Linked DNA regions of Homo sapiens: all the other regions are linked to region 4. A link is a contact called in ENCODE Hi-C or POLR2A ChIA-PET data. All regions are on one chromosome and are shown on one strand. Each heading gives the region's core, a stretch centred on a gene start or an enhancer-like site at or near the end of the contact. The rest is flanking DNA. Distances are from core to core; before and after follow the strand shown. Region 1 holds the start of ZBED4 (zinc finger BED-type containing 4). Region 2 holds the start of MAPK8IP2 (mitogen-activated protein kinase 8 interacting protein 2). Region 3 holds the start of PIM3 (Pim-3 proto-oncogene, serine/threonine kinase). Region 4 holds the start of PPP6R2 (protein phosphatase 6 regulatory subunit 2).

The links. A loop is a pair of places that touch in the nucleus more often than their neighbours do. ChIA-PET counts read pairs that join two places held with the same protein, here RNA polymerase II (POLR2A). Pooled maps may share reads with other maps.
Region 1: a pooled map shows a loop between it and region 4 (13-fold over the local background). The contact joins the promoter of ZBED4 here to the promoter of PPP6R2 in region 4. A Hi-C loop is called at or near these places in 6 of 50 pooled maps. POLR2A ChIA-PET finds 5 or more read pairs at or near these places in 2 of 52 experiments (OCI-LY7 and activated B cell).
Region 2: a pooled map shows a loop between it and region 4 (12-fold over the local background). The contact joins the promoter of MAPK8IP2 here to the promoter of PPP6R2 in region 4. A Hi-C loop is called at or near these places in 3 of 50 pooled maps. POLR2A ChIA-PET finds 5 or more read pairs at or near these places in 2 of 52 experiments (CD4-positive, alpha-beta T cell and activated CD8-positive, alpha-beta memory T cell).
Region 3: a pooled map shows a loop between it and region 4 (7-fold over the local background). The contact joins the promoter of PIM3 here to the promoter of PPP6R2 in region 4. A Hi-C loop is called at or near these places in 2 of 37 single-sample maps with no recorded cell type and 9 of 50 pooled maps. POLR2A ChIA-PET finds 5 or more read pairs at or near these places in 2 of 52 experiments (GM10248 and HEK293).

Annotation. Positions count from the first base shown.
Region 1 is chr22:49,852,580-49,856,016 of GRCh38, forward strand. It overlaps ZBED4 (zinc finger BED-type containing 4), which reads left to right and starts at 1,265. Exons shown (of 2, transcript NM_014838.3): 1 at 1,265-1,410. It overlaps LOC105377205 (a long non-coding RNA gene), which reads right to left and starts at 933. Exons shown (of 5, transcript NR_188597.1): 1 at 1-933. LOC124905147 (a long non-coding RNA gene) reads right to left here. Exons shown (of 2, transcript XR_007068156.1): 2 at 1,923-2,707. RefSeq lists silencers at 613-702, 723-1,452, 1,623-1,912.
Region 2 is chr22:50,599,503-50,602,537 of GRCh38, forward strand. It overlaps MAPK8IP2 (mitogen-activated protein kinase 8 interacting protein 2), which reads left to right and starts at 1,291. Exons shown (of 12, transcript NM_012324.6): 1 at 1,291-1,381; 2 at 2,287-2,392. The coding sequence starts at 1,317. RefSeq lists a silencer at 701-880 and an enhancer at 1,670-2,170.
Region 3 is chr22:49,959,516-49,962,778 of GRCh38, forward strand. It overlaps PIM3 (Pim-3 proto-oncogene, serine/threonine kinase), which reads left to right and starts at 1,257. Exons shown (of 6, transcript NM_001001852.4): 1 at 1,257-1,517; 2 at 1,610-1,719; 3 at 1,803-1,853; 4 at 1,927-2,296; 5 at 3,174-3,263. The coding sequence starts at 1,433. RefSeq lists silencers at 230-289, 430-709, 750-1,389, 1,440-1,589, 1,730-1,779 and 2 more.
Region 4 is chr22:50,342,050-50,345,193 of GRCh38, forward strand. It overlaps PPP6R2 (protein phosphatase 6 regulatory subunit 2), which reads left to right and starts at 1,278. Exons shown (of 24, transcript NM_001242898.2): 1 at 1,278-1,501. RefSeq lists an enhancer at 1-632 and silencers at 729-898, 1,169-1,448, 1,459-1,538.

The sequences.
Region 1 (3,437 bases), core at 15-2,514, 490 kb before region 4:
CTCTGCCTCCCGGGTTCAAGCGATTCTTCTGCCTCAGTCTCCCGAGTATCTGGGATTACAGGAGCCCACCACCACGTCTGGCTAATTTTTTATTTTTTTTCAGTAGAGACGGGGTTTCTCCATGTTGGCCAGGCTGGTCTCGAACTCCTGATCTCAGGTGATCCACCCGCCTCGGCCTCCCAAAGTGCAGGGATTACAGGCGTGAGCCACCGTGCCCGGCCGATATTTGAATGTCATATACTTTTCATATATGCTAAAATACTGTTTTAATTCTCCCCCAACCTCTTAAAAACGAGAAAAGCATTCTTAGCTCAGGCACCATAGAAAACCCGGCTGCAGGCTGGACGTGGACTTTGGAACAGTCGGCGTGCGGGTGAAGGGGCACAGCCGCGGGGCAGGGGCGGGCTCCGGGCAGAGGCGGCCGTGATAACTCCACGCTCCCGCTCCAGCCGGTGACCGCCACGCGGGCTCCTCTCACTCTCACACTCAGGCCGAGAAAATGCCGAAAGCCGTGTCACCAACGGGGGACCTCGGGGCCACATTCAGCATGCAGAGTTTATTTGGTCTGCTCAAACATTTGTGTTAGGAAATAACACATTAAAAGTGCACATTTCCTTCAGACCCTGAGAAGCGGGCGAGTCCCGTGCGCTCCGCACCGCCAGCCCCGGCCCCGCGCTCGCCCAGAGGGCCGCCCTCCTCCCGCCGACCCGGCTTGGGGCTTAGGCGTTAATCCCGTCCCCCGGGGGGGCCGCGCGGGGAGCCCCGATCGCCTTAGGGTCAACGGCTTAGGTCCCAGCCCACGAGGCCTGACCGCACCGCACTGAGCGGCCTCTGCGCCAGGTAAGGGGGTTCGGGGCGGGACCGGGAACCGCGCTGCTAGCCGTCCCGGAAACCCGCGGTGGGCCGTTGGGTGCGCGCCGAGCCGCTGCCAACTGCCAAGCCACGGGACGAAACCAAGGCGCCCGCGCCCCGCCCAGCCAGAGCGCCTAAGCCCTTCCCGTCGCCCGCCAGCGCCGGAGCGCCCACTGCGCCTGCGTAGTTTGCCCTCCTGGACCCGGGGGCGGAGCCGAAGCGCGCATTGCGCCTGCGTCTTCCGCCCGACCCCGCCCCAGCGGCCGGGCCTCCGGCGCTCCGTCCTCCCGCCCGGCCAGGGACGAGGCGGGGCGGGTACGCGGACACTGCGCCTGCGAGAGTAGGCCCCGCCCCCGATCGGCCCCGCCCCCGGCCAGCCCCGCCCCGCGCCGCGCGGGGCCCTGGGAGGGGCGCAGCGTCCGGCGGCGTCGCGGGCGGCGGGCGGCGGGGCCGCGGGAGGGGCGCGGGGGCAGACAAAGCCGCGGTAATGAATGGAGCGTCCGCCCGCGCCGCCGTCGTCCGCAGCCGGCCGGGAGCCGCCCCAGAGGCCGGGCCGAGGTGAGTGCGCGGGCGCCGCCGCCCCGCCGCCTGCCGCGAGCCCCGTCCCCCGCGGACCGCGCCGGGGCCGGGCCGGGCCGCGCCATTGTCTGCGCCGCGCCGGGGCCAGGGCCGGGGCCAGGCGGGCGGGGGCGCGGTTCCGTGGCCTCGGGGTCCCCGCCCGGCGCCGCCCCGGACCCGCCCCCGCGCGGACCCCGGCCCTGACAGCTGGCGCGGGGGCGGCGCCGACTGAGCGGCCGAGTGCCGGGGGTCGGCGCCCGGCCTGGCCCACGTGCCCGCGCCGTTGCTTCCGGGCGGACGGGACGGGGCTCGGGCTCGGGGCGCCGCCCGGGTCCGCCGGGAGCGCGCTGTCCCGGCCACGTCGAGTTAACCCCGCGAGCCCCGTCCCTGGGACTTCTCTGGACGTGTCATTCCCGTCCCACCTCCAGGAAGGGCCACCTGGGCCCTGCTTCATGTCTCAGCCCAGACGGGTCCTTGCGACGCGCCCCGAGGCAGGTTATTGTACGTGGTTCTGGGGATGACCGTTCACATTTAATGAATAAAAATGTAACTTGCCTTGCGAACCATAATTTCAAATGTTTTTCGACTGCAGTGGTTTTCCTACACCCAAATGAGCTCGCAGTCAGTTTTGTTTCTTCTTTTGTCCCGTTGTGTGGCCCACACCGCCTTCGTTGCTAAGAGAATCGCAGCCCCTCGGGCTCCCTTCTGCGCCTTTCTATTCCGGGTGGCCCTGGTAGACCCGGGCACCTCTGTGGAAACACGTCCCGGCCAAGCTGAGCCGTCAGAAGCTTCTGTTGGTGTTCTCGTGTTGGTCGAAAGGGAAGTTATTTATTTTGAAGTTAACTCTGATCAGATTACGTTTTTAGAAATCCATTCAGACCTCATAGTGAGGCCAGTTTGGTAAAGCAAGGGCATCCTGCGACTTTTTACACAGAAATGTTTTTTATTTTTTCTGTGTATGTCATTCATAGTGACAAAATTGAGGCTAGGAAGGATTTGGTTGGGATTTTTTTTTAAGTGCTATGAATAAGCCACATTTTGATTATGAATTAATTGCAATTACTAAACAAAGTTACTTTGCAAGAGGAAAGTTTACAGGAGTTTGATTCCATACTCCGAGGGTTTCCAATGGGACGTCCGTACAAGGCTGCACACTTCCCGTAGTCCTTAAACGGATTATATCTGCTTGTCATGATTGGCTTTTTTTCAAGAAAAGATCTAGCACAAGTTAAGAGAGATTCTGTGAATCTTGAAAAAGCTTCAGAGGCCCGGTCTTTGAGGTGAGGACACAGTTAATCTATATGGAAAGAAACCTAAGACTTTTAGTCCACTTGACAGGTGGTTACAGGGTCTCCCCCAACACACACTCTTGTCCAGGTAATTCCTGAATAAGGTGGTTGATGTTGTTGGATGTAAAACCTCTGCTCTTTAAGGTTACCTCCTCCCCAACCCCCTCCACACACACAGTGAGTAACTCAGCTGTGCAAAGTATGTCCATAACACCTTGCAGAAAGACTAAAAAAATTACTAGGGGAGCGGACTGACTTCTGTGTGTGTGCAGAGGAGCTGAGAAGCAGCTTCTTTAGCGAAAGGTGTGTGTGTGTGTGTGTCTCAGATCCTTGGTGAGGAGCCCTGGGGAGTGGACTCCTGGCGGCATGAGGAGCAGGAAGTGACCGTGGTCAGTGCCGTCCTTCACTTTGTTTTGCGTTTTTTTCTTTGCCTGGCTTTAGCTTCTGGTCTCATTCTCTTTGGTGTGGTGGTTGTCTTTTGAGAGGAGGGAGCAGGTGAAACAGCTGGGCGTGGCTTTGCCCAGCCCTGGGGTAGAGGCCAAGCTGGCCCTTCCTTACCAACGTTGTTTCCTTCACTGTTTAAATCTCAGGACCTGAGAATGTACCTATAGGAATTGCTCTTATTTACATTTGGCTGTGTAAGAAAGTCACTGTGCCTTTAGCCCGTGACACCCCTTAGCGGTTTGGTTTTGGCTTTCTCTTTTAGTGTCTGTGGATTCCAGCAGCTCTCTGGCTTCA
Region 2 (3,035 bases), core at 41-2,540, 260 kb after region 4:
TTTGAGACCAACCTGGGCAATACAGAGAGAGCCGGTCTCTCTCTCTCTCTTTTTTTTTTTTTGAGACGGAGTCTTGCTCTTGCCAGGCTGGAGTGCAGTGGCGCAATCTCGTCTCACTGCAACCTCCGCTTCCCGGGTTCAAATGATTCTCCTGGCTCAGCCTCCCAAGTCGCCGGGACTACAGGCGCCCGCCACCACGCCCGGCTAATTTTTTTGTATTTTTAGTAAAGACGGGGTTTCACCATGTTGGCCAGGATGGTCTCTGGTCTCGATCTCTTGACGTCGTGATCCACCCGCCTTGGCCTCTCAAAGTGGTGGGATTGCAGGCGTGAGCCACCGCGCCCAGCCACCGGTCTCTATTTTAGAAAGAAAAAAAGTGTCCTGCAGTCTCTCCCTAGTTCTGCGCCCTCAACCCTGATCTCCCGCCTCCTCCCACAGCCACCGTCTCGAGCTCAGCTTCAACCATGGCCCTCCCCACAGGGCTCCATCCCAAGCCAGAGCGGGTCAGTTCCCTACACAGGGCCCAGCAACACGGTGCCCAAGAAAAAGTGTTTCCAGTGGGACGCATGTCGCCTCCGTGGGTGCTAACTTCTCCCAGTGCCCGTCGGTACGTCCGTCCGGCTGTGCAGTCTCTACTGAGTGCTCAAAGTCCACTTTTAGCCCCAGCCAGCATCCTCTGAGTACCTTGTGCTCGATTCTGAATCCAGCCCTGCTCGGCGACCCTCGTGCAGACGTCCCCGTGCAGCCCCGGTCAGCACCCCGTGGGGACAGCTCCGATCAGCACCCGACGGCGGACAGCTCCTCCCGCGCCTCCCGCCTCGCCCGCCACCCCGCTCCGGGCCGCACCCGGGTTAGGGTTCCTGGGGGGATCCTGGGCGCGGCGGCGCAGCTCCCGGGGCCGCCCCGGCCTCTCGCCCAGAGGAAACAGCCCACGGCGAACCCGAGGCCCGCGGACCCCGGCGCTGCCTCCTCGGCCTCCCGCCCCGCGCGGGTCCTCCAGGGCGGGGCCCGACGCCCACCCGCCCGCCCCTTCCCTCCCGCCCCTCCCCGGGAAAAATCCTCATCGCACGCCCGGCCCTTCCCCAACCAGCGCCCGGCAGTGAAGCCGCCGCCTCTCCTCCAACCAGCGTCCCCGGCCGCGTCCCTCCCCCGCCTCCCCCGCCGCCCTCCCCGCGCCGCCGCGGAGTCCGGGCGAGGTGCGCGGGGCGGACGCCGCAGGGCGTGTCACGAGGTGAGCGGGGCGGGCCGAGCGCCGGCGCGGGGCGCGGCGAGGCTCCCGCACCCCCCGCCGCAGTCGCGGGCCTCTCCCGGAGAAGATGGCGGATCGCGCGGAGATGTTTTCTCTCTCCACCTTCCACTCGCTGTCGCCGCCGGGCTGCAGGTACCCCCCTCGGCGCCCGGGCCGGGCGGACCCTCCGCTCCCTGCGCACCCCCCCGACCCCGACCCGGCCCGGACCCCCGTCCCCGCCGCCCCAGCCCCGCCGCCGGCGCGGACCCGGCCCCGGCCCCCTGCGGTCCCTGAGCCTCGGCTCGGGCGCCCCACCCCCACCCCGCTCCCACTCCCTCCATCTTCACCGCGCGTCCCCAGCCTCAGTGACCCCCGGGCCCCGCCGGGATTCTGAGCCGCGCCCGGCCTGGACGGCTGACCTGTCAAGGGTGGAGGCCCTGGGCCGACCCTCTGCGGGGGAGGATGCGGGCGGGATGCGGGCACACCCTCCCGGCGCGGCGTGTCCCGGTGGCCTTGGCCTCTTTCAGTGGACGCCAGACCTGGCCGATAGGGCCCGGCCGGGAGAGAGTGGAAATCAAGCCCGGAGCCCTGCGGGAAGGGACTGGGGTTGGGAGGACGCTGGGCCTCTGGGTTTAGGCCTCACTCCGCCGGAGAGGGGGAGACAAACAGGCCAGACTCTCTTCCCAGAGCAGGAGCGACCCCTCCCCATCTGCCGCTGCCGCGTTGCAGCTCCCCCTCCCCTGCTCTGCAAGACCCTGACCCCAGGGGCCTGGAGCTGCGAGTGGAGGGAGGAGAGGCTGCTGGCTCTCCAGGGAGGCGGGGTGGGAGGGGTGGGGGCAGGGTTGGCTCCTCCGGGCAGGCCTGGCTCAGATGGGGGAGGGGATCCACAGGCGAGCAGAGCTTGGGGGTCAAGATGATGGCAGGATGTGTTCCGAGAGCTGGGGGCTGTGGAAACCACTGGGTGTAGGAGCTGACGCCTCCCTCTGCCCCTCCTCAGGGCCAGTTGCCAGGCAGGGAGTCCAGGGTTGGTGGCTCTCTGACCCTGGTCTCCTTTCCAGGCCTCCCCAGGACATAAGCCTGGAAGAATTTGACGACGAAGATCTGTCTGAGATCACTGATGACTGTGGCCTGGGCCTCAGCTACGACTCAGACCACTGTGAGAAGGTGGGAGAAGAGTTGGGGACACAGATCCAGCTCAAGGGAGGGCCTCATTAGGTTCTTCTTAGCGTTCACTTGGGGTTTTAGGGTGGGTGTGAGCTCAGCCTTGAACCGGGGACTCCTCTGATGGCTCCTCCCCACTTAACCCTTGAGGTTTCCTTGGTATCAACTCTCTCTTATTCCAACACATTGCAGGCCTCCACGCAGGGCCTTCCCCAGCATTCTCCCCGACCCCATCGGTGGCCAGCCCGGGGCAGGGAGGTGCTCCTTTGCTTTGGGTGCCCTCTGTCCTCAGATCACTCCCAGAAAGATCTAATCCCTGGCAGCTGCCATCACAACCTTGTCCCCTCTGCAGCCCTGTGCCCTCGTCTGCAGCTCCCATCTGTCTGTTTCATGTCTCCCCCTGCTGAAATCTTTTCTCGTCCATCTCTTGCTTCTCCTCCTCCCTGTCTCTCCACATTTCTGCTTTCATTTATTGAAGAACATTTCTGAGCAACTGCCATGTGGCAAGTACTGGGGGCTTCTGGGTGCTGGGAGTGGAACAGGACAGCTGCTCTCTGGAGCTGCAACTTAGTAGGGGAGAAAGACTTGTAAGGGACAATGGCTGCCCACGTGTCAAGGGCTGCATTCCAACAGGGACATAAGTTCC
Region 3 (3,263 bases), core at 7-2,506, 380 kb before region 4:
GGAGGCTGGAAGCTCCGAGGCAAGTGTGTGTGCGCGCTGACGGTCACACCAGACCGCCCGGGGATGTCTGCCACAATATTTAGACCCCTGAGGGCCACTGAGAACGCCTGGCAGTGCCAAGAGGACCAGCCCCTGGGCCCTCTGGCCCCCAACTCTCAACCCACTAGCCCTGGGGCTGGCGGGTGGCCACTCACGTCCTGGAACCCTGAGCTGCTCTCAGGCCGGTGACTTTGGACCAATGTTGGCAATCTGTGGGTTTGCACCAAACCACACAGGTGAGTCAGACTTCTGTACAGAGAGCAGGGAAGGGGCACGACAGGGTGAAGTCCAGACCAGGGCAATGTGTACCCCGGCTGTTCAGCCTTTGAGTGCGGCTGTCGCAGCAATCAAGGTGGGCTCCCTGGTGGAGGTGGACAGCAGCTGCTGGAGAGCCCGGAGGGCAGCCAGGACCGTGTCAGACGGCAGGAGTCGGGCGGGGCCACTCCAGGCACCGGCCAGCAGGGCAGAGGTACCAGGGAGGGCCCTCGGGCTGCGGGCGTGAGGTCAGAGCCCAGGGTGAGGAGGAAGCATCTCCAGCCAGGTGCGCTCTCGGCCCCCGCCGGGGCTGCGAGGCTGGGGGCGCTGCCGCTGCGAGGGCTTCCAGAGGAGCCGGCGCTACCTCCCCGCGCGCCCGGCCACGTGCGCGACGGGATGCGCAGACAGCCGGGGACGCAGACTGGCGGCGTGTGTCACCTCGAGGCCGCGGGACAAGCGCAGGTCGCCTCCCGCACTCCCACACCCCCAGGAACCCTGCTCGGGGCCGGCGGGTGACCTTCCTAGGCACTGCTGGGGGCGGAGCCAGGAAACGGCTCGCCCCGCCATTGGCTGGGGCGCCGGATTTCTTTAAAAACTCCGGCTTCCATTGGCTCGTGCAGTCCCTCCTCGTTCTGCCCGAGGCGCCACGGCCGCCACCCGCGCGGGCACTGCGCCTGCGCGGAGTGAGAGCGTGAGCGCGGAGAGCGGACCGACGCGACACGCCGTGCGCCTCCGCGGCTGCGCTACGAAAACGAGTCCCGGAGCGGCCCCGCGCCCGCCGCACCCGGCCCTCGCCCGCCCGAAGACAGGCGCCAAGCTGCCCCGCCGTCTCCCCAGCTAGCGCCCGGCCGCCGCCGCCTCGCGGGCCCCGGGCGGAAGGGGGCGGGGTCCCGATTCGCCCCGCCCCCGCGGAGGGATACGCGGCGCCGCGGCCCAAAACCCCCGGGCGAGGCGGCCGGGGCGGGTGAGGCGCTCCGCCTGCTGCGCGTCTACGCGGTCCCCGCGGGCCTTCCGGGCCCACTGCGCCGCGCGGACCGCCTCGGGCTCGGACGGCCGGTGTCCCCGGCGCGCCGCTCGCCCGGATCGGCCGCGGCTTCGGCGCCTGGGGCTCGGGGCTCCGGGGAGGCCGTCGCCCGCGATGCTGCTCTCCAAGTTCGGCTCCCTGGCGCACCTCTGCGGGCCCGGCGGCGTGGACCACCTCCCGGTGAAGATCCTGCAGCCAGGTACGCGCGGGGCCGGCGGGGCCGGGGCCGGGGCCAGGGCGGGGACCGGGGGCGCCCCGGGCCGCACCAACCCCGCCCGCGCCTCCCTGCAGCCAAGGCGGACAAGGAGAGCTTCGAGAAGGCGTACCAGGTGGGCGCCGTGCTGGGTAGCGGCGGCTTCGGCACGGTCTACGCGGGTAGCCGCATCGCCGACGGGCTCCCGGTGAGTCGGACCGCCGGGCGGGCCCGGGTTTCTCGCGCGCCTTGCGCCTCGCTTGGCCCGGCCTGACCCCCGCGTCTCCGCAGGTGGCTGTGAAGCACGTGGTGAAGGAGCGGGTGACCGAGTGGGGCAGCCTGGTAAGTTGGGGCACGGGCGGCGGCGGCGGCGGGGGGCGGGCGCGGGGCTTTTGCTGACCGCCGTGTCCCCCAGGGCGGCGCGACCGTGCCCCTGGAGGTGGTGCTGCTGCGCAAGGTGGGCGCGGCGGGCGGCGCGCGCGGCGTCATCCGCCTGCTGGACTGGTTCGAGCGGCCCGACGGCTTCCTGCTGGTGCTGGAGCGGCCCGAGCCGGCGCAGGACCTCTTCGACTTTATCACGGAGCGCGGCGCCCTGGACGAGCCGCTGGCGCGCCGCTTCTTCGCGCAGGTGCTGGCCGCCGTGCGCCACTGCCACAGCTGCGGGGTCGTGCACCGCGACATTAAGGACGAAAATCTGCTTGTGGACCTGCGCTCCGGAGAGCTCAAGCTCATCGACTTCGGTTCGGGTGCGCTGCTCAAGGACACGGTCTACACCGACTTCGACGGTGAGCGCGGGCGCGGGGCAGGGAACGTTCCGGGGGCCTTGCCGGCGGGTTAACGCCTGCAGGGGCGGCACATGGAGGGGCTGATGACTGTTGGGCGGCCGCGCGCCCTGGGTCTGCTCTCGTGGGGAGCAGAGGCCCACGCGCTACCCTGGGGAGGGCTGAGCGAGGGATCAAGAGCGGGATCGTGCTGGGTGGGGGCTAGGGGCGCGCTCAATATTGCTTCCTCCATCGCGTTGGGGGGTACGGGGCCTCTTGCCCCGGTGTGGGAGGCGCGTGACATCCTTCCGGCCCGAGAGACCCCCGGCTGGGGGCGGTAGCGGAGGAGTCTCCGTGCGTGACGCAGGGCGCAGCCGGGCTGGGTCTGCGCCGGGAGCCTGGAGGCCCCCGCGGCGCGGTTGGAGTGGCGGGGCCTCCCCTGCGTGGGGGCGGGAGCTGCGTGCGTGCGGAGCGCGGGGGCGCGGCGGCAGAAATCCCCGCATTGCGGAGCTTGGGGAAGCCGGGGCTCCCCGCCCGCCCCTCCCTCCTCCCTCCCTCTCTCCCCTCCCCCCGTTCCCGCAGGCAGGCGCGCCGGGCGGTAAGGGACCCGCGCTGTCCCCCCCCCACCCAGGTAGCCTCACAGCGCATCTGTTTGTTGTGAAAGCCGAGCTCTTACTCATGTGACCTGCTCCTCCCCCGCGGCCGGCGGAGGGGGACGGCCGGCCCCTCCCCCAGCCCCCCCATCGCCTGCCGGGGTTTTTCCAGGGTGATGACGAGCAGGATTTTGAGGCCTGGCTCTGCTTCCTGTTACTGAGGCCAGGGAGTTAACCAGCAGGGACCTCGCCGTCTGTTGAGCGGCTCTGCCTCTGTGGTGGGCGTGCTAAGCCCTGTGTCCCCTTAGGCACCCGAGTGTACAGCCCCCCGGAGTGGATCCGCTACCACCGCTACCACGGGCGCTCGGCCACCGTGTGGTCGCTGGGCGTGCTTCTCT
Region 4 (3,144 bases), core at 28-2,527:
ACAGGAGGGGTATCAAGATCAGGCAGAGTTGCACGTGCTCACGGCAGCAGGAGCATCTCCTGCATCTGGTGCCCCTGGCCCCAGTCCCCATTCCGTAGCTCAACTCAGCAGCACCTCCCGCTCCTGCAAAGGAGACCATGGTGAGGGCAGGAGAAGGGCATAGCCTGCTGAACGCAGGGTGTCTCTTCTCTAGGTTGTGAGGCTGAGGCTTTTTCACCCCCACTTCCTGGAAGTTCCCTCAACGGAACCTGCCAGAAATCTGCCCCTTAGGATGCTAGGGGAAAAGCTTTTGCTGGGGAAAGGCTCGCCAGAGGCATCTGCTATAAAACCGGCGAGGAGGGTGCTGCTGACCAGGGCAGGGGACAGGCGTCGGGGAAGCCCGGGGCCGCCAGCCGCAGGGCCAAGCCCTTTTCTCCTGCAACGTCTCTGGCGCCCTCTACCGACAAAGCCTAACAGCGCCAGCTGGCAAAAGAGAAATACCGAATATTTGAGCCGCCCAGATACGCTTTCGCAGAGAGCATCGGTGAATCCTGGGCAATACACTGACAACTGGAAAAAACGTTTAGAGATCCCTTAAGTGCTCCATGTTTTCCCAACATTTACCCACGGCTCGCTCTAACATCTGAAATAATAGTAATCATTTTTGAAATTATTTTGATGGAATTAAACAATTCCAGCACTTGTTAAATAGGCACATACTTAATTTGCAAAACGCCGTGCAAGAACCCGTAGCGCACCTGGAGAAAACTGTCTGGAGGCGGCTCAGGCACTCCGGGTCCAGGCAGGACGCGGGACGGGGAGGGGCCAGGCCTGGCGCCCGGGGCTGAGCCCGCTCCTGCTGCTCGGGGCGTCCACGCCCCGCGGCCTCTGGGAGGGGCCTGTGGCAGGAGGGAGGCCCGGGAGAACAGGCCCTTTCCTGGGCCACGGGGGAAACCCCTGCCCCAGGTGTGTGTCTCTCAAATGCTGCGTCGGGCCACGCGAGGATTGTTTTGTGGCTACAACAAAATTAACTATGCTTGCACAAAACTTTAGCCAATACCTCAAAGGGAAACGTAAAAGGGGAAAGACGCACTCTTACCCCACCCACTCCAAGGCAGCAGTCAGCACACCCAAGCCCTCGTGCTCCCACGCGGGTTTCACCGAGTGCCCCACTCCAGGGGGCCCGGAGAGCCGGCCCAGGTCCCGGCCCCGCCCACCCGCGCGGCCCCGCCCCCGGCCGCGAGCGTGCGCGCCCCAAGCGGAGACCCCGCCCCCGGAGCGCGTGCCCGTGCGCCGCCGCCGCCATTTTGGAGCGATCGGAGTGCCGCCCGCGGCCCCGAGTCGGTCTCGAGCCGCCGGCCGGCCGTGCCGGTGTCCGTAGGCGCTGCGCCCTCGGCCGGGCCCATGTGTGTGCGGCCCGCCCGAGGCCGCCCGGGCTTTGCCTCCACCAGCGCCCTGGCCTCCGCTCGGGCCTCCACACGGGCCTCCGAAGAGCTGCCGCGACGCCCGGCCCGCAGGGCAGGTGAGTGCGGCCGCCCGCCGCTCAGACCCGGCCCCCAGTCTGCCAGTGCCCCCCAAGTCACTTCTCCCCGAGTCAGTCAGTGCCCCCTCCAGATAGTTATCCCCCAGTCAGTCAGTTCCCCCTCCAGTCAGTTCCCCCCAGTCGGTGCCCCCGGAGTCAGTGCCCCCCCCAAGTCAGTCAGTGCCCCCTCCAGTCAGTTCCCCCCCAGTTAGTGCACCCTCTAGTCAGTTCCCCCAGTCAGTGCCCCCTCCAGTCAGTTCCCCCCCAGTCAGTTCCCCCCCAGTCAGTTTCCCCCCAGTCAGTTTCCCCCCAGTCAGTGCCCCCCAGTCAGTGCCCCCTCCAGTCAGTTCCCCCCCAGTCAGTGCCCCCTCCAGTCAGTTTCCCCCCAGTCAGTGCCCCCTCCAGTCAGTTCCCCCCCAGTCAGTGCCTCCTCCAGTCAGTTTCCCCCAGTCAGTGCCTCCTCCAGTCAGTTTCCCCCAGTCAGTGCCCCCTCCAGTCAGTTCCCCCCCCAGTCAGTGCCCCCTCTAGTCAGTTCCCCCCCAGTCAGTGCCCCCTCTAGTCAGTTCCCCCCCAGTCAGTGCCCCCTCTAGTCAGTTTCCCCCCAGTCAGTGCCTCCTCCAGTCAGTTTCCCCCAGTCAGTGCCTCCTCCAGTCAGTTTCCCCCAGTCAGTGCCTCCTCCAGTCAGTTTCCCCCAGTCAGTGCCCCCTCCAGTCAGTTCCCCCCAGTCAGTGCCCCCCCAGTCAGTTTCCCCCCAGTCAGTGCCCCCCAGTCAGTGCCCCCCAGTCAGTGCCCCCTCCAGTCAATTCCCCCCAGTCAGTGCCCCCTCCAGTCAGTTCCCCCCCCAGTCAGTGCCCCCTTCAGTCAGTTCCCCCAGTCAGTGCCCCCTCCAGTCAGTTCCCCCCCAGTCAGTGCCCCCCCAGTCAGTTTCCCCCCAGTCAGTGCCCCCCAGTCAGTGCCCCCTCCAGTCAATTCCCCCCAGTCAGTGCCCCCTCCAGTCAATTCCCCCCAGTCAGTGCCTCCTCCAGTCAGTTTCCCCCAGTCAGTGCCCCCTCCAGTCAGTTCCCCCCAGTCAGTGCCCCCCCAGTCAGTTTCCCCCCAGTCAGTGCCCCCCAGTCAGTGCCCCCTCCAGTCAATTCCCCCTAGTCAGTGCCCCCTCCAGTCAGTTCCCCCCCAGTCAGTGCCTCCTCCAGTCAGTTTCCCCCAGTCAGTGCCTCCTCCAGTCAGTTTCCCCCAGTCAGTGCCCCCTCCAGTCAGTTCCCCCCCCAGTCAGTGCCCCCTCTAGTCAGTTCCCCCCCAGTCAGTGCCCCCTCTAGTCAGTTCCCCCCCAGTCAGTGCCCCCTCTAGTCAGTTCCCCCCCAGTCAGTGCCCCCTCTAGTCAGTTCCCCCCCAGTCAGTGCCCCCTCTAGTCAGTTTCCCCCCAGTCAGTGCCTCCTCCAGTCAGTTTCCCCCAGTCAGTGCCTCCTCCAGTCAGTTTCCCCCAGTCAGTGCCTCCTCCAGTCAGTTTCCCCCAGTCAGTGCCCCCTCCAGTCAGTTCCCCCCAGTCAGTGCCCCCCCAGTCAGTTTCCCCCCAGTCAGTGCCCCCCAGTCAGTGCCCCCTCCAGTCAATTCCCCCCAGTCAGTGCCCCCTCCAGTCAGTTCCCCCC